Regions from separate parts of the Homo sapiens genome. Here region 2 is linked to region 1. A link is an interaction called in ENCODE POLR2A ChIA-PET data of the cell type or tissue named here. Cell type or tissue: A673. All regions are shown on one strand. Each heading gives the region's core, and the rest is flanking DNA. Links, peaks and the distances in the headings are about the cores only.

Region 1 (10,329 bases), core at 914-8,913:
TTTATATGCTTTGTATCTCAATTTTGATGCTCAATTTCGAAAAGGTACATTAAAATGGAATTAATTAAATGAAAATTTAATTTCATTTAAATTAATTAAAATGAAATAATTTTTTATTTTTTAAAAATTTTTAAAATGAAATAAAATTAATTCATTTTAATTAATTTAAATTAATTTTAATTTTTTTAAATTAAATTTATTTAAATTAATTAAAATGAAATAAAATGGAAAATTTTCACTTTCTCAGTCACATTGCACATAGGTGCTAAATAGCCACCTATGGCCAGTGGCTTCTGGGATGGACAGCACAGATGTAAGCCATTTACTTACATGTCTTGTTTGTGGACACAATATCAGAGACTGACCCAGAGGAGGTCTCTACAGATATTAGTTGGAAAAATAGACTATTGGATGCCTGGATGAATGGATGAGTGGATGCATGGATGGATGGATGGATGGATGGATGGATGGACGGATGGTCGAATGGATGGGTAGATGGTTGGATGGATGGATGAATGGATGGAGGATGCATAGAAAGATGGATGCATAGATGGCTGGTTGAATGGATACCTGGCTGAGTGGATGAATAGAGGATGGATGGATGGATAGAAGGATGGTTGAGTAGATGCTTGGATGGATGAATGGATAGACAGTGATGAATGGATGGCAGGATGGATGGATGAATGGATAGATGAAGGAATGGTTGGGTGATGGATGAATAAATGGCTGAATGAATGCAGGATGGATGGATAGATGGATGGTTGGATGGTTGGGTGGCTAGATGAATGGATGGAAAATGGATGGATGGGTGATGGATGGCTGGATAGATGGATGGTTGAGTAGATGGTTGGATGGATGAATGGATGGATAGATGATGAATGGATGAAGAGGTGGATGGTTTGATGGCTGATGAATGGATGGAGGGATGGATGGTTGGATGGGTAGATAGATGGATGTTGAATGGATGATTGGATAAGTGGTTGGGTGGCTGAATGAATGGTTGGGTGGATGGTCGGGTGGATGGATGATGGATGAATAGAGGGACAGGTGGATGCATAGATAGAGGGATGAACAGCTGGAGGGATGAATGGATGTATAATCCTTGCTCCTCTCACTACCCATGACCAAGTGGCTCTGGGTTTTCCACTTGCATTTTCCCACACTCTTCATCTTTTTTTTTTTTTTTTTTTAATTGAGACCGAGTCTTGCTCTGTTGCCCAGGCTGGAGCACAGTGGCACAATCTCGGCTCACTGCAATCTCCACCTCCTGGGTTCAAGCAATTCTCTGCCTCAGCCTCCTGAGGAGCTGGGATTATAGGCACCCACCACCACTCCCGGCTAATTTTTGTATTTTTAGTAGAGACGGGGTTTTACTATGTTGGCCAGGCTGGTCTTGAACTCCCGACCTCGTGATCCACCCGCCTGGGCCTCCCAAAGTGCTGGGATTACAGGCATGAGCCACCAAGCCCAGCCCACTCCTTCATCCTTCTGGTCTCGTCCTTGTCTCCCAGATGTCCAAGACCCTCAGATTCATTTCTGGGGGTTGATGGTCTCCACTAGTATCTCTGCACTCTCACAATTGGCTAAAATGTCACTCTGGTGTCTTCTGGTTCCTCCTTGCCACCTCTGTAGGAGTCTGGACCCCTCGCCTTCCAGAATCAGGCTTTTGCATCTCCTCAGCTCCCTCCTCATTCTCCACAGAGATTCAGTGGACTTCTCCTGGCACCACCATGACCTTCACTCATTCCATCACGTCTTCCTGTGACAATTCATTCATTCCATCAACAGGCACTTATTGAGCATTTACTATATTCCAGGCTCTTCCCTTGGGAAATAACCGCAGATTTGACATAGAACAAGCCCTTCTTTCATGGGGTTGACAGTCTAGTGGGGAGATAGATGGTAAACAAGACAAAGAAGCAAAACATTTAGGAGGTCAGATGGTGACGAGTGCTATGGGAAAAAGTAAAACAGGAAAGAGGAATGGAGAAGTTGGTGGACGAGCCTGGGGGAGGTGACACTGGGCAGAGTCAGACGATAGGAGCCCACGAAGCTCCCAGGTATCAGGAACATGCGGGAATAGCAAGGGCAAAGGCCCTGCAGTAGGAGCCTCCCCTGGGTCTTAGGCCGCCTAGTTTGGCCAGTTTCTTTCCATTGCCCACTCAGGCACAACCTCAGGCCCTACTGCTCCCCAACCTTCCTGTGCCCCGGGGATGCCTCCGCACCTGCCTGCGAGTTTCCCTCTCAGGATCCCTAAGGACCTGGGCATTCCCTTCCCCAGACTCTCCCTAACCCCCCACCCCAGCAGCACACAGAGCCAGGGACAAAGGGTCATTGAATAGAAAACAAAGGTGAAGACAGCCCAGCCGGAGGCCTGGTGGGGTGTCATGGTTCAGTCCCCCACCTCCGACATCAGAGGGGTTCACTCAGCCTCAGAGGGGGATGCCTGGCCCTCTCACCCTTCCACCCACCCTGCAAGAGAGCCTTTTTATCAGCAGGAACATCAAGGCTTAACACTGAAAGTATCAAGGCAGAATGTTGAGGATGTGGACTCGGTAGTGGCTGGGGGCAGGGGCGGGTGCTCCCACAGCTCAGCCTCCTGGAGACGGGTCTTGGGGTGGTGAATTGAGAGATGGGATACCCCAGAACCCTCCTTTTCTGCTTACCATCAGAGTGAAGGCGGGCAGTGCTGTGTGCCCTGGGGGAAGCCACATTACCTCTCTGGGCCCCCTTCCTGCATCTGTTAGGTGAGTCTGACGTCTTCCATCCCCCTCACCTATGCAACAATAATTGGTCAGTATATACAATTTTATTTGTTTTGGCTTTTTTTTTTTTTCTTTTTGAGATGGAGTTTCACTCTTGTTGCCCAGGCTGGAGTGCAACAGTACAATCTTGGCTCGCTGCAACCTCTGCCTCCAGGGTTCAAGTGATTCTCCTGCCTCAGCCTCCCGAATAGCTGGGATTACAGGCACCTGCCACCATGCCCAGCTAATTTTTTGTATTTTTAGTAGAGATGGGGTTTCACTATGTTGGCCAGGCTGGTCTTGAACTCCTGACCTCAGGCGATTCACCCGCCTCGGCCTCCCAAAGTGCTGGAATTACAGGCGTGAGCCATTGCACAGGCTTTCTTTTGGCATTTTTTTTTTTTTTTTGAGATGGAGTCTCTCTCTGTCGCCCAGGCTGCAGTGCAGTGATGTGATCTCAGCTCACTCCAACCTCCACCTCCCAGGTTCAAGCGATTCTCGTGTCTCAGCCTCCCAAGTAGCTGGGATTACAGGCACCTGCCACCACTGGTGGGGAGACTGGCTTCATGACTCCAGGACTCTGAGGGGTCAGGGACCAACAGCTGGGGAGGGCCAGGGTTTGGGGTGGGGGCAGAAGAGAAGAGAACACCGTCTATGCTGAGCTCACTGTGTACCAGATCCTCCACCAGCAGCTGAGAGTGTCTCCCTCAGTCCTCACAACAGCCCGATGGGTGCCATTCACAGATGGGGAAACTAAGGCAAGATGAGCCTATGAGCAAGATGGTTCCCGGCCCCACAGCTGGGAGGCACTGGAGCTGGGATTTGAACCAGGGCTGTGACCTTCAGACTCTCACGCCCAACCATATCTGGCAGTTGTCTCTCATATCTGTGTCTCTCCCTGTCCCTGACCTTTCTATGTATCTCTGTCTCTGCCCTCTGTATATCGCTGCTGGGTCTCTCAGGGTCTCTGACCCCTGTGTGTCTCTGTCTCCTCTGGGTGTCCGTGTGTCTCTGTCTCCGCCCTCCGTGTATCTCTGTTGCGTCTCTCAAGGTCTCTGGCCCCTGTGCATCTCAGTCCCCTCCTGGTCTCTGTCTCCCATGCCCTCTGCCCTCTCCCTTTCTCCCTGGCTCCCGCCCTGTCTGTGCTGCCGTGGTCCTGGCTGTGCCTCTGTCCCTGTGTCTGTTTCCAGGGTGCCCCTTACGCGTCAGCCCGTGAGGGCAAGTTTCTGTCTGCCCCTTCCCCAGCGGTGGCCTAGTGCTTGGAACAGCGCCTGGCAGACAGGAGATGCTCAGTAAATATTTCTCAAATGAATAAAGGAATGAATGAGTGAATGAATGAATGAATGAATGAACTCGCTGAGATGGGCGAGATCAGCGCCATTTCCCAAATGAGCAACGTGGGCTCCAGGTGGGTGCCCACAGGCCCAGAACTGCCAGCCCGGAAGGTTCTGGCGTGGGCTTGGCACTGACCCCCTGGACTCTGCCCCCAGCTGAGCACCAGACGCCAGGACGTGCCCATCACTGCTCCTCCCCGCCCTCAGAGCAGGGTGGCTCCCTCTGGCCTCTCCCCGCTGTTGGAGGCGTGGGTAGCAGCTGGGAGAACCGGCTGGGTGCTGCCCCTCCCCTTGGGCCGGGCACGGAGTAGGCACCTGGCGGGCTCCCCAGGTGGCAGACGCTGTCGCTGCGCACACCTGGCCTCTGTGCCGCCTGCTCCCTGCTCGTCCTCCCCTCCCCACCCTCACCCACCTGCCATGGACGGGCCCGCCGAGCCCCAGATCCCGGGCTTGTGGGACACCTATGAAGATGACATCTCGGAAATCAGGTGAGGCCCAGACCTGGGCAGGAGCCAGGAGATCCCAGGGAGGAGGTGGCTGTTTGGGGGAGCCGGGGACTGTGGCAAGGGTGGCCTCCAGCCACCCGCAGCCGCAGGCCTGGCCCAGACTTAGCTGGAGGGGCTGGGCTGGGCTGGGGCATCCAGTGTGGTGTATAGGTCCCTCCTGAGAAGGGAGTGAGGACCCGACCGTGTTGAGTCACCAGTGGGGATGCCTGGGGTGTCCCTGTCGCTCTCCGGGCCTCAGTTTTTCTGTCTGTCAAAGGGGCCCACAAGCCCTGTGTCTCCCTGATAGAGCAGTGGAAGAGAGCAGGCAGCTTGGTGCATAGTAGTTGCTCAGGAAACACAACAGCCTGTAGTACCCAGGACACCCCATGCAAGCCCTGAAATAACGGGGGTGCTTGGGGGTGAAATGGGAGAGACTGGGATGCTGCTGAGACCCCCAGAGGGAGAAGCTGTGTTCTAGGGCACTTGGGGCGGAGAGGGCAGGCTCTGGACTCTTCAGGTCTCCTAACAGTGGTTAGGGCAGAGCACTGCCCACTTCCATGAGCTCAGCGTGACTCCCTCTTCCTGGGGATGAGTCAGACACTTTGACAGTACCTGCTTTCCAGATGGGGAAACTGAGGCTGGGAGGGAACGCGACATGACCGCAATTACGCAGCTAGAAGCAAATCTGAACCCGGTCTGTCTCACGCCAGAGCCTGTGGTTTCTCCTGCTCCTCACAGCCTTGGTGATGTCCCCTTTACACCCCTCCCCGTGGCTCCATCTTTTAGGGGAGCGCAGAGGCCCAGAGAGGGCAGGCAGCCTGCCCCAGATCACACAGCAAACTGCTGAGACAATCTCCAACCCCTCGTATCTTGCACTCTTGCCAAGTGAGACCTTCCTGGCAGCCTGGGCCCCTCCAGCCACCGTGGGCTGTGAGGAGGGAGACAACCAAGACCTGTTCTCAGCCCAGTTGCCTCATTCCTTTCTTATTTTATTTTATTTTTTTGAAATGGAGTTTCGCTCTTGTTGCCCAGGCTGGAGTGCAATGGCACGATATCAGCTCACTGCAGCCTCCGCGTCCTGGGTTCAAGTGATTCTCCAGCCTCAGCTTCCCAAGTAACTGGGATTACAGGAGCCCGCCACCATGCCCGGCTAATTTTATTTTTGTATTTTTAGTAGAGAAAGGGTTTCACCATGTCGGCCAGGCTGTTCTTGAACTCCTTGCCTCAGGTGATCCACCTGCCTCGGCCTCCCAAAGTGCTGGGATTACAGGCGTGGGCCACCACGCCTGGCCGCCTCATTTCATTCCACTGTTTCAGGCCCTCCCCTCCCCTCCCTCAGCCAGAAGCTGGGGCATGAAGAGGCCTTCCTGGGTGCCTGGGACTCCAGAGACAGGAGCAGTTCAATCCTGATTGCTGTGTGACCTAGACAAGCTTCCTGATGTCTCTGGGCCTCCTGGGCTGAGAGCTGTGACCAGGCTGGCCCAGTTCTGCGTGAGGGAGGCCCCAGCATTCTTTACTCAACATTGTCTAATCCAGGACTTCTGAGTTCTGCAATTCTTCTCTCCAGAGATAAACAGATAAGCCAGCTCGCCTCCAGGGTTCCCGCCTCTGGGAAGGCCTCACCCCCACCCCAGCCAGGCACCTGGGAGCCTTTTTTTTATCTCCGCGACGGCTCTGCCAGCTGGTCATAAAACGCCCTGAGTGACCTCGCTAAGTGGGTGACCTTGGTTTAGTCACTGACCCTCTGCGAAGCTCGGTTTCGTCATCGTGGGGGAGAATAGCCCTCCCCTGCAAGACTCCTCCAGCCCTGATGGCTGCAGAGCCCTGGGGGGGTGCCCTTAGGACCTCAAACTTCCAGGCACTTCTGGAATCCCCCAGGCCTGGAAGCGTGCCTCTCCCCAGCGAGCCTGCTGGAGCATCCCCCTGGGGCCCACTTCCTTCGGGATGTGCCCCTCCCAGACCCCCTCAGATACGCCACGTACCCCCCCAGATTCGCACCTCCTCCCAGGTTGCCCATCTCAGGGATGTCCCCTCCCCATCACTGGCTCAGATCCACAGGGCTTCTCCTGGCCCCGACTTCCCCCTCTGCTCGCCCCCAGCCTGTCAGTCCCCAACCCCCACCCCTGTCCCCTGACTCTCTGCCCTGGTTCTTCCTCTCGGTTGCCACAGCCCCAGCTCAGGCCTCCTCATCTCCCCCCAACCTCACCACTCCAGCCTTGGCTGTCCCAGGCTGCTCCTCCCCTCCTCCCAGCCATCCAGTGAATTCCTCAGCGCCCAGCCCTCACCCACCCCGCCCCCCCAGCCTCCTCACCTGCATTCCAGCTACTCTACTGCTTTTTTTTTTTTTTTTTTTTTTTTTTTGAGACTGAATCTGGCTCTGTCACCCAGGCTGGAGCACAGTGGAACGATCTCGGCTCACTGCAACCTCCGCCTCCCAGGTTCAGGTGTATTACCTCATCTAATCCTCACAGCCATCTGAGATGAACCCACTTTGACTGCTGTCATCCTGTGTCAGAGATGAGGCCCAGAGAGGTTGAGTAACTTGCCTAGGGTCACACAGCTGCCAAGCAGGGCACGGCCAGGATTTGAACCAGGGAAGCCTGACTGTTATCATGCCCTGGACAGGGAATTTAGGGATGATGAGCAAGACCAGGAAGGAGCGAGATCCAGGAGGTAGACTCAGCCCAGATGGGAGGTGAAGCGGGCGCTCTGAGGTTCTAGCCTCCGAGTAGCTGGGATGACAGGCGCGTGCCACTGCGCCCAGTTAATATTATTACTATTATTTTTTTGAGACGGAGTCTCACTCTGTCGCCCACGCTGGAGTGCAGTGGCACGATCTCGGCTCACTACAACCTCGGCCTCCCAGGTTCAAGCGATTCTCCTGCCTCAGCCTCCCAAGTAGCTGGGATTACAGGCACCCGCCACCATGCCTGGCTAATTTTTATATTTTTAGTTGAGACAGGATTTCACCATGTTGGCCAGGCTGTTCTCGAACTCCTGACCTCAGGTGATCCACCCGCCTTGGTCTCCCAAAGTGCAGGGCTTACAGGCGTGAGCCACCGTGCCCGGCCTATCTACTCTATTACTTTGAATTCCCTGGCCACGCTTGTTCCCTGCCACAGTGCCTTTGCTTATCTGGCTCCTTCCATAGGGATCCCAGAGACATCTTCTCTCTCTCTCTCTCTCTCTTTGCTTATCTGGCTCCTTGCATAGGGATCCCAGAGACATCCTCTCTCTCTCTCTCTCTCTCTCTCTCTCTCTCTCTCTCTTTTGAGACAGAGCCTTGCTCTGTGGCTCACACTGGAGTGCAGTGGCACAATCTCGGCTCACTGCAATCTCTGCCTTCTGGATTCAAGTGATTCTCTTGCCTCAGCCTCCAGAGTAGCTGGGATTACAGGCATGCGCCACCACACCCAGCTAATTTTTGTTTTTTTTTGGAGATGGAGTCTTGCTCTGTCACCCAGGCTGGAGTGCAGTGATGCGAACTTGGCTCATTGCAACCTCCGCCTCCCAGGTTCAAGCGATTCTTCTGCCTCAGCCTCCTGAGTAGCTGGGATTACAGGCACACTCTACCATGCCCGGCTAATTTTTTGTATTTTAGTAGAAACGGGGTTTCACCATGTTGGCCAGGCTGGTCTTGAACTCCTGACCTCAGGTGATGTGCCCACCTCGGCCTCCCAAAGTGCTGGGATTACAGGTGTGAGCCACCGCGCCCGGCCTAATTTTTGTATCTTTAGTAGAGAAAGGGTTTCGCCACTTTCGGGACTTTGCGTGCACCAGCGCAGTGTCCTTTGCCTGGGCTGACCTCTGCCCTCTCTCCTTCCTTTGCCAAACTTCTCAGGCGTTAAGATTCAACACGGGCAATTTAGGATTTTTGGCCAGGGGAATGAGAGAATGCAGGCAGACACCCACGCCAGGTCCCAGGTCCCTGATCACGCTGGTCTAGCTTCAAATCTGCCCCGTGGCACCAAAATATTGGCCTGTTCGTGGATAGGAAATGAATGTAGGAAATCTGTGAAAAGGACGTCAAGAATGAATGAATGAATGGAGGCTCCATTAAGCAACCTCTGAGCCGGAGCTTCCAGGATGAGTCAGGGTTAGCAGACGGGGAGGAGGGGCAGGGAGTGCTGGGAAAGGGAATGGTTGGGGCACAGGGACACAGGTGGCTTCAGGAGAGTAAGGGGCAGCTGGGTCAGGAGAGGGCCAGCTGCCGTGGAAACTCCCCGTGGTGGGCCATCCTGCAGCAGACCTGAGTGGCTCTCAAATGGTTCGTTTTTTAAGCACCTCCAGGGAGAGAAACTATTGTTTTCAGAATACACGCATATGTGATTTAAAAAAAAAAAAAAAGTTGCCAGCTCAGTGGCTCACACCTGTAATCCCAGCAGTTTGGGAGGCCGAGGCAGGTGGATCCCTTGAGGTCAGGAGTTCAAGACCAGCCTGGCCAACATGGTGACACCCCATCTGTACTAAAAATAAAAAAATTAGCCAGAGTTGTGCCACACACCTGTAATCTCAGCTACTCAGGAGGTTAAGGCAGGAGAATCGCTTGAACCCAGGAGGCGGAAGTTGCAGTGACCTGAGATCCTGCCACTGTACTCCAGCCTGGGCAACAGAACAAGACTCTGTCTCAAAAAAAAAAAAGTTGTCCTAGGCCAGGCATGGTGGCTCCTGTCCATTGCAGTACTTTGGGAGGCCAAGGCAGGAGTATCATTTGAGGCCAGGAGTTCAAGACCAGACTGGACAACACAGCAAGACCCCGTCTCTAAAAAAATAAAATAAAAACCAAACAAGGAATTGACCAGAATTTAATTCAGGATAGCAGCTCAAGGGACGGGTAGATGCCACAGGAAGGGGCCCAGAGATATCAGCAAGATGCATCGCTCAGAATGTTCTAGTTTATGGGGTTCATTATGAATTATGAGAAATTTAATATGTGAGATCGGGCTCTGTGGCTCATGCCTGTAATCCCAGCACTTTGGGAGGCTGAAGTGGGCGGATCACTTGAGGTCAGGAGTTCAAGACCAGCCTGGCCAACATGGTAAAACCCCGTCTCTACTAAAAACACAAAAATTTGCCAGGCGTGGTGGCACTTGCCTGTAGTCCCAGCTACTGGAGAGGCTGAGGCAGGAGAGTTGCTTGAACCCAGGAGGCGGAGGTTGCAGTGAGCTGAGATCGCATACTGCACACCAGCTTGGGTGACAAGATTGAAACTCCATCTCAAAAAAAGAAAAAAGAAATTTAATATGTGTTCCATGTGGTCTTGTATGTAAAAAGGACTTAAAAGGATAATAAGGGCTAAATTAAAATCGTAAGAGGCCGGGCACGGTGGCTCACGCCTGTAATCCCAGAACTTTGGGAGGCCGAGGTGGGCGGATCACCTGAGGTCGATAGTTGGAGACCAGGCTGACCAACATGGAGAAACCCCGTCTCTACTAAAAATAGAAAAAAGTCAGCCGGGCATGGTGGTGCATGCCTGTAATCCCAGCTACTCGGGAGGTTGAGGCAGGAGAATCGCTTGAACCCAGGAGGCGGAGGTTGCGGTGAGTCGAGATCGTGTCATTACACTCCAGCCTGGGCAACAAGAGTGAAACTCTGTCTCAAAAAATAATTAAAATTAAAAAAATTAAAAAAAATAAAATCGTAAGAGGAAAACATTTGGCACAGGCGGTAGGCAGGATGGGCTGCTGACCCAGTAGGCTGACAAGCCCAGGATGTTATAATCCCTGTAACATCCTTGCAGTTGTTCTCAACCTGTTGAGTGCTGTC
Region 2 (10,299 bases), core at 1-8,000, 270 kb before region 1:
AACTTTTATATATATATATATATATATATATTTTTTTTTTTTTTTTTGAGACAGAGTTTTTCTCTTGTTATCCAGGCTGGAGTGCAGTGGTGCAATCTCGTCTCACCGCAACCTCTGCCTTCCAGGTTCAAGTAATTCTCCTGCCTCAACCTCTCTAGTAGCTGGGATTACAGGCATGTGCCACCATGCCGGGCTAATTTTGCATTTTTAGTAGTGATGGGGTTTCTCCATGTTGGTCAGGCTGACCTCGAACTCCCAACCTCAGGTGATCTGCCCGCCTCGGCCTCCCAAAGTGCTGGGATTACAGGCGTGAGCCACCACGCCTGGCCTAGAGTTATGTTTCTTTAGGCAGGATGCAAACACATTGTGTGCGTTTCTCTTCCAGGGCTCACACCCTCGAACTTGCCTCCCTTTGTTCATGACATTTACTAGTTGGAGTCCCTGGGTAGTCAGAATGGCAGAACGTCCACGCCTGTGCATTTGTGTGGTTGTTCCTTGTGTCGTTGAAAGTTAGACCTGGCCAGGCACGGTGACTCACGCCTGTGATCCCAGCACTTTGGGAGGCTGAGGTGGGAGGACTGCTTGACCCCAGGAGGTCAAGGCTACAGTGAGCTCTGATCACACCACTGCACTCCAGCCAGGGCAGCAGAGTGAGACCCTGTCTCAAAAAAGAAAGAAAGAGAGAAAGAGAGAGAGGAAGAGAGAAAGAGAGAGAGAAAAAGAGAGAGGAAGAGAGAAAGAGAGAGGGAAGGAAGGAAGGGAGGGAGGGAGGGAGGGAAAAAGAGAGAGGAAGGGAGGGAGGGAGGGAGACAGAAACATCCTAGGTTGGTCAGGCTTCGTGGCTTTAATCCCAGCACTTTGGGAGGCTGAGGCAGGATGATCGCCTGAGGTCAGGAGTTCAAGACCAGCCTGGCCAACATGATGAAGTCCTGTCTCTACTAAAACACACACACACACACACACACACACACACACACACACAAAATAGCCAGGCGTGGTGGTGGTCGCCTGTACTCCCAGCTACTTGGGAGGCTAAGACAGGAGAATCTCTTGAACCCAGAAAGCAGAGGTTGCAGTGAGCCAAGCTAGTGCCACTGCACTCCAGCCTGGGTGATAGAGCGAGACCTTGTCTTGAAACATATATAATAACAAAGAAAAATTTAAACAAAATAAAAATGAAAGATACATCGTAGGTGGTGTGTTCATCACATCAGTGTAACTATAATGGCTGTTTGTTGCCGGGCGCGGTGGCTCACTCCTGTAATCCCAGCCCTTTGGGAGGCCGAGGCAGGCAGATCACGAGGTCAGGAGATCGAGACCACGGTGAAACCCCGTCTCTACTAAAAATACAAAAAATTAGCAGGGCGCAGTGGCGGGCGCCTGTAGTCCCAGCTACTGGGGAGGCTGAGGCAGGAGAATGGGGTGAACCCGGGAGGCAGAGCTTGCAGTGAGCTGAGATCGCACCACTGCACTCCAGCCCGGGTGACAGAGTGAGACTCCATCTCAAAAAAAAAAAAGCTATAATGGCTGTTTGTCCCTGTACAAGTCAAGCTAACATTGGTGGGGTAGTTTCTGGAGGTGAGAGAGCCTCTTACCTCTTTTTTTTTTTTTTTTTTTTTTGAGATGGAGTTTCGCTCTTGTTGCCCAGGCTGGAGTGCAGTGGTGCAATCTCGGCTCACCGCAACCTCCGCCTCCCAGGTTCAAGTGATTCTCCTGCTTCAGCCTCCCGAGTAGCTGGGATTACAGGCGTGTGCCACCACACCCGGCTAATTTTGTATTTTTAGTAGAGACGGGGTTTCTCCATGTTGGTCAGGCTGGTCTCAAACTCCCTACCTCAGGTGATCTGCCTGCCTCAGCCTCCCAGAATACTGGGATTACAGCCTTAGGCCACTGCACCTGCAGAGCCTTACCTCTGAAAGTTGCATTCCTTTACGCCCAGCAAGTCCTGAGTGATGCCTCCGTACCCTGCTAATGACTGCCTCCCCTTTCTGTGTCCACCGACGTGTCTTATTTCCTGAATCAGTTGTTTTATTAAGGTTGCAAAATGATGATTTTTTTTTGTTGAGATAGGGCCTCATTCTGTCACCCAAGTTGGAGTGCAGTAGTGCAATCATAGTTCACTGCAGCATCAACCTCCTGGGCTCAAATGATCTTCCCACCCCACAACCTCCTGAGTAGCTGAGACTAGAGGCGCACGCCAGCGTGCCCACCTAATTTTTAAATTTTTTGTAGAGATGGGGCCTCGCTATGTTGCCCAGGGTGGTATCAAAATCCTGGGCTCAAGTGATCCTCCTGCCTCAGCCTCCCAACATGCTGGGATTATAGGTGTGAACCACCCAGCCCAGCCCAAAATGGTGATTTTTAAAAATATTCAATTGTCCCAACTAAACATGTAGCTGGGACTGGGCGTGGTGGCTCACGCCTGTAATCCCAGCACTTTGAGAGGTCGAGGCAGGCGGATCACCTGAGGTCAGAAGTTGAGACAAGCCTGGCCAACATAGTGAAACCCCGTCTCTACTAAAAATACAAAAATTAGCTGGGCGTGGTGGCCCAAGCCTGTAATCTCAGCTACTCAGGAGGCTGCTGAGGCAGGAGAATTGCTTGAACCCAGGAGGTGGAAGTTGCAGCGAGCTGAGATCGTGCCACTGCACTCCGGCCTGGGCGACAGAATGAGACCCTGTCTCAAAAAAAAATTTTTTTTAATATATATATTTTTGTTATATTAGCTGGGCGTGGTGGCAGGCGCTTGTGGTCCCAGCTACTTGGGAAGCTGAGGCAGGAGAATCACTTGAACTCAGGAGGCAGAGGCTGCTGTGAGCCGAGATCTCCCCACTGCACTCCAACCTGGATGACAGAATGAGACCTTGTGTCAAAAAATAAAAATAAAAAAATGAATATGTAGCTGGAATTCTGTAGTTTTCCGTCATCCGTAAGGCTATTCCGTTTCTTTTCTTATTGGAAAGGCAAAGTAAAGGCTTAATTTTTCCTCTTTATTAACCAAGGCTTGTGTTTTTTTCCCCCTCTGGTTTTCTCTGTCTGGGTATCATTATGAGCGCAGGTATTTTTAGTGTTCAGTGTGTTTCCATCAATTGCAATGATTCACTTTGTAGTTCAAATCCGGCCGCTGGGAGACGTTTCCAGCCGCTGTGCATCCTCCTAACGCGGTCTAGGGCAGCTCCCCTGCCATCTGGCACCGCAAGGCTCACACTGGGAATTTTCTGTTCCCAGATCAGCCATGTTTCCGAGGGTGTTCATTGCCTCCTGCTTCTTAATTCTTCTAAGCATTTTCTATGAATAGACTGACCAGGGAGGCATTGGGTGTGTGTGTGTGTGTGTGTGTGTGTGTGTGTGTGTGTGTTCGTGACGATATGAAGCCTTTTCATCTTATATTTGAAACTTTTTCCTCTTACACTAAAAATCTGACTTCCCAGTAACATGAACACTTTTCATCTTATATTTGAAATTTTTTTTTTTGAGACAGAGTCTCGCTCTGTTGCCCATGCTGGGGTGTGCAGTGGTGCGATCTCAGCTCACTGCAACCTCCACCTCCCAGATTCAAGTGATTCTCCTGCCTTCAGCCTCCCAAGTAGCTGGGATTACAGGTGTGCGCCACCACGCCCGGTTAATTTTTGTATTTTTAGTAGAGACAGGGTTTCGCCATGTTGGCCAGGATGGTCTCAAACTCCTGACCTCAAGTGATCCACCTGCCTCGGCCTCCCAGAGTCTTGGGATTACAGGCTTGAGCCAACGCGCCCGGCCCAATTCACCTTCTTAAAGGGTGCAATTCAATGGCTTTTAGTATATTCACAGACGTGTACGTCCCTCAAATTTAGAACATTTCCATCACCCCTGAAAGAAGCCCTGTATCCTTCAGTGGTCATCTCCCAGTCCCTCATCTCCCCCAGCCCTGGACAACCTCTGATCTGCTTTCTGTCTCTATAGATTCGCCTATTCTGGACATTTCATTTTCAATGGGGTCATACACTGTGGTCTTTTGTGTCTGGCTTCGTTCACTCAGCATCCTGTTTTCAGAGCTCACTGGGTTGTAGTGTGTGTCAGTGCCTCAGTCCGTTTTATGGCTGGGTAATATTCCATGGTGCGGATAGACCACGTTTGCTTTCTTTGTTCATGCATTGATCAGTATTGGGTTGTCTCTACTTTGGGCTGTAATGAATACCGCTATGGGCCAGGTGCGGTGCTCACACCCCTAATTCCAGCACTTTGGGAGGGCGAGGCGGGCGGATCACTTGAGGTCAGGAGTTCGAGACCAGCCTGGCCAGCATGGCGAAATCCCATCTCTACTAAAAGTACAAAAAATTAGCCAGGTGTGATGGCAGGCACCTGTAATGGCATCTAATCGGGAGGCTGAGACAGGAGAATCACTTGAACCAGGGAGGCGGAAGCTGCAGTGAGCTGAGATCGTGCTACTGCACTCCAGCCTGGGCAACAGAGTGAGACTCCGTCTCAAAAAAAAAAATTGCAATTAGATTAGCGGCTGCCAGCAGCTGGGTGAAGGGGAGAATGGGAAGTGACTGCTAAGGGGGATGGGGTTTTATTTTGCGGTGATGAAAAGTATTTGGAACTAGGTAGAGGTGACGTTTGTACAACATTGCAAATGCACTAAATGCCACTGCATTGTTCACTTAAAATGGTTAACTTCATGATATGCAAATTTCACCTCGATTAAAAAAAAATGCTGCTTGAGGCCAGGAATTTGAGACCAGCCTAGGCAACATAGTGAGACCCCATCTCTATGAAAATAAATATGAAAAATTAGGAGGCATGGGGGCCCATGCCTGTACCTTCAGCTACTCAGGAGGCTGAGGCAGGAGGATCACTTGAGCCCAGAAGTTTGAGGCTGTAGTGAGCCATGATTGCACTACTGCACTCCAGCCTGGGCAACAGGACAAGTCTCTGTCTCTAAAAAATTAAATTAAAATATAGGTGTGTGTGTGGGTGTCTGTGTGGGGGGCGGGGGTGGGGGGATGGGGGTGTGTGGGTGTGTGTGTGAGTGTGTGTGTGGGTGGGGGGATGGGGTGTGTGGGTGGGTGGGCGTAAGGGGGTTGGAGTGAGGGGATGGGGGTGTGTGGGTGTGTGGGTGGGTGGGTGTAGAGGGGGTGGGGGTTGTGGGCTGTGGTGGGGAAGTGTGTGCACACGTGCATTTATATGCTGAGATTAATGTCAGGCAGGATCCACATACGAGTGTGGGGAAGGCAGGGTGCCTGGATTCTCATAGCTCCATTCTTCTCCCAAGCTCTGCCTCACCTGCCTCCTTGAAGGAAACACGGGGAAGCCAGGACTGGCCGTCACGTTGGTGACAAATATGTCCCAGGTAAGTTGGCAGCTCACCCTCTCCCAGAAGCGTGTTGTCGTTCCCACGAGTCAATGTGCCTCTGCCTGTGGCTGGGAGTCAGGTAAAGCACATGGAGCCAGGCAGGGCCCCCCGCCAGCCGTGCTGCCCTAGGTCTCTGCACCTCTGCTTGGAGAGAGATGCTGCCCTGGGGATTCTCCTGGGACCACCCCCACCCCAGTACTGACTGGTCCTTTCCACACCTCATCCTGGCTGCCAGTGGGCTTCACGTTCTGCTGCAAAGCACACTAAGAAAGGAGCTGAAAGTGTCTTTGGTGGGGTGCAGTGGCTCAAGCCTGTAATTCCAGGACTTTGGGAGGGTGAGACAGGAGAATCATTTGAGGCCAGGAGTTCAAAACCAGCCTGGGCAATGTAGCAAGACCACCGTCTCTATAAATATAAAACAAATTTGCCTGGTGTGGTGGTGCACGGCTGTCGTCCCAGCTACTTAAGAGGCTGAGGTGAGAGAATCGCTTGAGCCCAGGAGGTTGAGGCCACAATGAGGAGTGATCACTCCACTGCATTCCAGCCTGGGTGACAGAGTAAGACTGTCTCTAAAAATAATAATAAAGTAAAATAAAAAGAAAGTGTTTTTGTCTTAAGGAACTCAGGGTCTCACAGGGGACACTAGGCGTTTATGGAGCGGGCAGTGGCAGCATCTCCCGCAACTGTCATGACCTGCAGATGACAAGCAGTGGACTGAGACGTGCCCCACTCCAAATTTTTTTTTTTTTTTTTTTTTTGAGACGGAGTTTCACTCTTGTTGCCCAGGCTGGAGTGCAATGGCATGATCTCGGCTCACTGCAACCTCCGCCTTCCAGGTTCAAGTGATTCTCCTGCCTCAGCATCCCGAGTAGCTGGGATTACAGGCACCTGCCAGCACGCCCGGCTAATTTTTGTATTTTTAGTTGAGATGGGGTTTCTCCATGTTGGCCAGGCTGGTCTCGAACTCCTGACCTTAGGTGATCCGCCCACCTCGGCCTCCCAAAGTGCTGGGATTACAGGCACGAGCCACCATGCCCGGCCAGGGTTTAAGGAGTAGCCACCCCTCTGTGATAGTTTGTTATAACAGCCTGAACAGGCTAATGCATGAGAAAGACACACAGTTGGTCAACTGGTAGAGATTGAAGTCCGGTCGCGTGACTCAGGTACTCTTTTTCCTGAGACAGGGCCACAGGTGATGGTGTGTGCTGGCTGTCCCAGCTACTTGGGAGGCTGAGGTGGGAGGATCGCTTGAGCCCAGCAGTTCGAAGCTGCCGTGAGCTGCATTTGCACCACTGCACTCCAGCCTGGGTGACAGAGCAAGACCCTGTCTCAGAAGAAAGAGCACCTGAGTCATACGACCGGACGTCAGTCTCTACCAATCGACTGTACCTCTTCCTGTTGCATTAGGCTGTTCAGGCTGATGAAACTATCACAGATGGGGTGGCTTAAACAACAGACATTGATTTTCTCACAGTTCTGCAGGCTGGAAGTCCGAGATCAAAATAGCGGCAGAGTTGCTTCCTTCTGGAGGCTCCAAAAAAGAATTTGTTCCATGCTCTTACCTAGCTGCTGGTAGTCACTGGCGTCCTTGGCATTCCCTGGCTTGTGGACCCATCACTCCAGTCTCTGCCTCCCTCACCAAATGACATTCTTCCCTCTGTTTCCCTCCCTCTGTCCACATTTCCCCTTCTTTTTTTTTTTTTTTTTTTAATTTATATTTTGTTTGTTTTTTTGAGACAGGGTCTTGCTCTGTTGCCCAGGCTGGACTGCAGTGGGAGGATCATAGCTTATTGCAACCTCCACCTCCCAGGCTCAGGCAATCCTCCCTCCTCAGCCTCCCGGGTAGCTGAGACTACAGGCACCCGCCCACACTCACGGGTAATTTTTTTATTTTTTGTAGACGGGTTGTCACTGTGTTGCCCAAGCTGGTCTTGAACTCCTGGCCTCAAGCGATCGTCCCACCTCAACCTCCCAAAGTGCTGGGATTACAGGCATACGCCACTGCAGCTGGCCAGATTTCCTCTTCTTATAAGGACACCAGTCACTGGATTAGGGCCCACCCAACCCCCAGTACAACCTCATCTTTTTTTTTTTTTTTTTTTTTTGAGACAGTCTCACTTTGTAGCCCAGGCTGGAGTGCAGTGGTGTGATCTCGGCTCACTGCAACCTCCACCTCCCAGGTTCAAGCAGTTCTCTGCCTCAGCCTCCTGAGTAGCTGGGACTAAAGGCACCCGCCACCACCATGCCCAGCTAATTTTTTGTATTTTTAGTAGAGACGGGGTTTCACCATGCTGGCCAGGCTGGTCTCGAACTCCTGACCTTGTGATCCACCTGCCTCAGCCTCCCAAAGTGCTGGGATTACAGGTGTGAGCCACCGCGCCCGGCCACAACCTCATCTTAATTCATTGACATCTGCAAAGACTCTAGTTCACAAATCAGGTCACCTTTGCAGGTACCAAGGGTTAAGACCTCAACCTACCTTTTTCTGTGGAGAAAGGGGTCACAGTTCAAACTGATAACAGGACACCCCTCCGAGCCAAACTGCATGTGTTATTTTAGGACTCGGTGACCTTCGCAGACGTGGCTGTGAACTTCACCAAAGAGGAGTGGACCCTGCTGGACCCAGCTCAGAGGAATCTCTACAGAGACGTGATGCTGGAAAATTCTAGGAACTTGGCATTCATAGGTAAGGAGGCCCCCTTCCTGCACTTAGTCCGTGATGGGACCAGTGCTGGTTTGGAACCGTGTTCTGGGAAGTGCATTGGAAAATGGGAACTGGGTTAAATTCCAGAGACACAGCTGCTGCCCCCCAGGTAGTAGGTGTAGGGTTCACCATGAAACTGGAAGTCAGTTTGTTGCATTACTTTATTTATTTTATTTTATATTTTATTTTATTTTATTTTATTTTATTTATTTTTTGAGACAGGGTCTCACTCTATCTCCCAGGCTGGAGTGCAGCGGCATCATCTCAGCTCACTGCAACTTCCACCCCCCAGGTTCATGCAATTCTTCTGCCTTAGCCTCCCTAGTAGCTGGGAATACAGGTGCACACCACCACACCTGGCTAATTTTTGTTTGTATTTTTAGTAGAGGCAGATTTCACCACGTTGGCTAGGCTTGTCTTGAACTCCTGACCTCAAGTGATCCTCCCACCTCGGCCTCCGGAAGTGCTGGGATTACAGGCGTGAGCCACCACACCCAGCCTTTATTTTTCTTTTCATTAAGATGGGGTCTCACCCTGTCACCCAGGCTGGAGTGAAGTGGCACCATCTCGGCTCACTGCAACTTCCGCCTCCTGGGCTCAAGCAATTCTCCTGCCTCAGCCTCCTGAGTATCTGGGATTACAGGCATGCTCTACCACCCCCAGCTAATGCATTACATTTTTATTCTCTTCGTGATTGAACAGAATTTGGGGGATCCTTATGTAGGTGAACATGGTGCACAGGAAAAGGGTCGTTTTGAGCCCTTTTGGCAGAGTTTTAGTGCATTGATGAGAAAAGTAGAGGGACCACTGTTGCACTTCTATTCACACATCATCAGCTTCAGAACCCCAGCAAACCAAAGCCTGTGTCCATTTGACAGAAAGTCTCGGCACAGTTCCTTTATACCACATGCTTGCCCAGTGAGCAGGATTTCAACTAGGCAAACCCAGTCTGCCCTCTCATTTGGAGCAAGAAGTGGTCTGAAAACAGTGCAGGGCAGTTTTGTCCAGGCATTTATGCATCTCAGTACCAGGTAGATGTGAACATTACAGGACCAACAGGTTTGTAAGCCAGCAGCATGGTAACAGAGCAACAGGCTCGCCACTGAGACAGCAGGGTTTGCAACAGAGAAAAGAGAAAGTTGCATGATTACATGGTGCCAACCGAGGAGATGGGAGGAGACGCTCAAATTCTTCTCCCTGGGGGGTTCTGGGGTTTTTGTTTTTTTTTTGTTTTTGAGACTGTGTTTCACTCTTGTTGCCCAGGCTGGAGTGCAGTGGCGCGATCTCGGCTCACTGCAACCTCCACCTCCCGGGTTCAAGCAATTCTTCTGCCTCAGCCTCCCGAGTAGCTGGGATTATAGACATGCACCACCATACCTGGCTAATTTTTGTATTTTTAGTAGAGACGGGGTTTCACTGTGTTGGCCAGGCTTGTCTCAAACTCCTGACCTCAAGTGCTCCGCCCACCTCGGCCTCCCAAAGTGTTGGCATTACAGGCATGAGCCACTGCTCTCATTTTTAAGGGGATCATGGAGGATAAGGGACTGGAGAATTGGAGACGTTGATTGGTCAGAGGAAGGGGGATGAAATCATCGGGATGAGGAAAGTACATTCTTTGGTGCGTCAGTTTCTCACGGCATTCCTCAGATCAGTGAGCATAGTCATTTCATCAGAATGCAGGACCTGAAGGAATATCTCAAAGAGAAAACTTAATGTTTTATAATTTTCAAGTTGTTATCTACAGAGCAGCTAAGGAGACCTATAGGCCAGGCACAGTGGCTCACACCTGTAATCCTAGCACTTTGGGAGGCTGAGGCAGGAGGAGGATTACTTGAGGCCAGGAAGTCGAGACCAGCCCAGCCAACATGGCAAAACACTGTTCTTTTTGTCTTTAAAAACAATTTTTTTTTAATTAAAAGGAAAAAAAAAGAAAGAAAAAAACAGGCACTCTGTTGCCCAGGCTGGAGTGCAGTGGCTCAGTCTCAGCTCACTGCAATCTCTGCCTGCCGGATTCAAGTGATTCTCCTGCCTCAGCCCCCTGAGTAGCTGGGATTACAGGCACACGCCACCATGCCCAGCTAATTTTTCTATTTTTAGTAGAGACGGGGCTTCACCACATTGGCCAGGCTGGTCTCAAACGCCTGACCTCTGGTGATCCACCCACTTCAGCCTCTCAAAGTGCTGGGATTACAGGCGTGAGCCACTGTGCCTGTCCAAGCTTATGTTTTTTGACTTTTATCCATCCTCTCATATTTTCATT

The links. Peaks named below come from ENCODE experiments on the same cell type or tissue, not always from the same donor. Only the 100,000 strongest peaks of a DNase experiment are listed, where the experiment ranks them.
Region 2: POLR2A ChIA-PET joins it to region 1 with 11 read pairs; 4 of 35 experiments call an interaction of 5 or more read pairs at or near these places.

What each region holds. Positions count from the first base shown.
Region 1 is chr19:48,547,758-48,558,086 of GRCh38, forward strand. It overlaps SULT2B1 (sulfotransferase family 2B member 1), which reads left to right and starts at 4,415. Exons shown (of 7, transcript NM_177973.2): 1 at 4,415-4,566. The coding sequence starts at 4,496. RefSeq lists enhancers at 3,835-4,359, 6,148-7,086 and a silencer at 6,275-6,569. In A673, for the core only: no CTCF peak of the experiment used is centred there; no DNase peak of the experiment used is centred there.
Region 2 is chr19:48,274,477-48,284,775 of GRCh38, forward strand. ZNF114 (zinc finger protein 114) reads left to right here. Exons shown (of 6, transcript NM_153608.4): 4 at 5,255-5,332; 5 at 7,895-8,021. The coding sequence starts at 5,324. Among named protein-coding and RNA genes, the nearest start is that of ZNF114-AS1, 7.8 kb to the left of the region's middle. In A673, for the core only: no CTCF peak of the experiment used is centred there; a DNase peak (open chromatin) is centred at 3,215.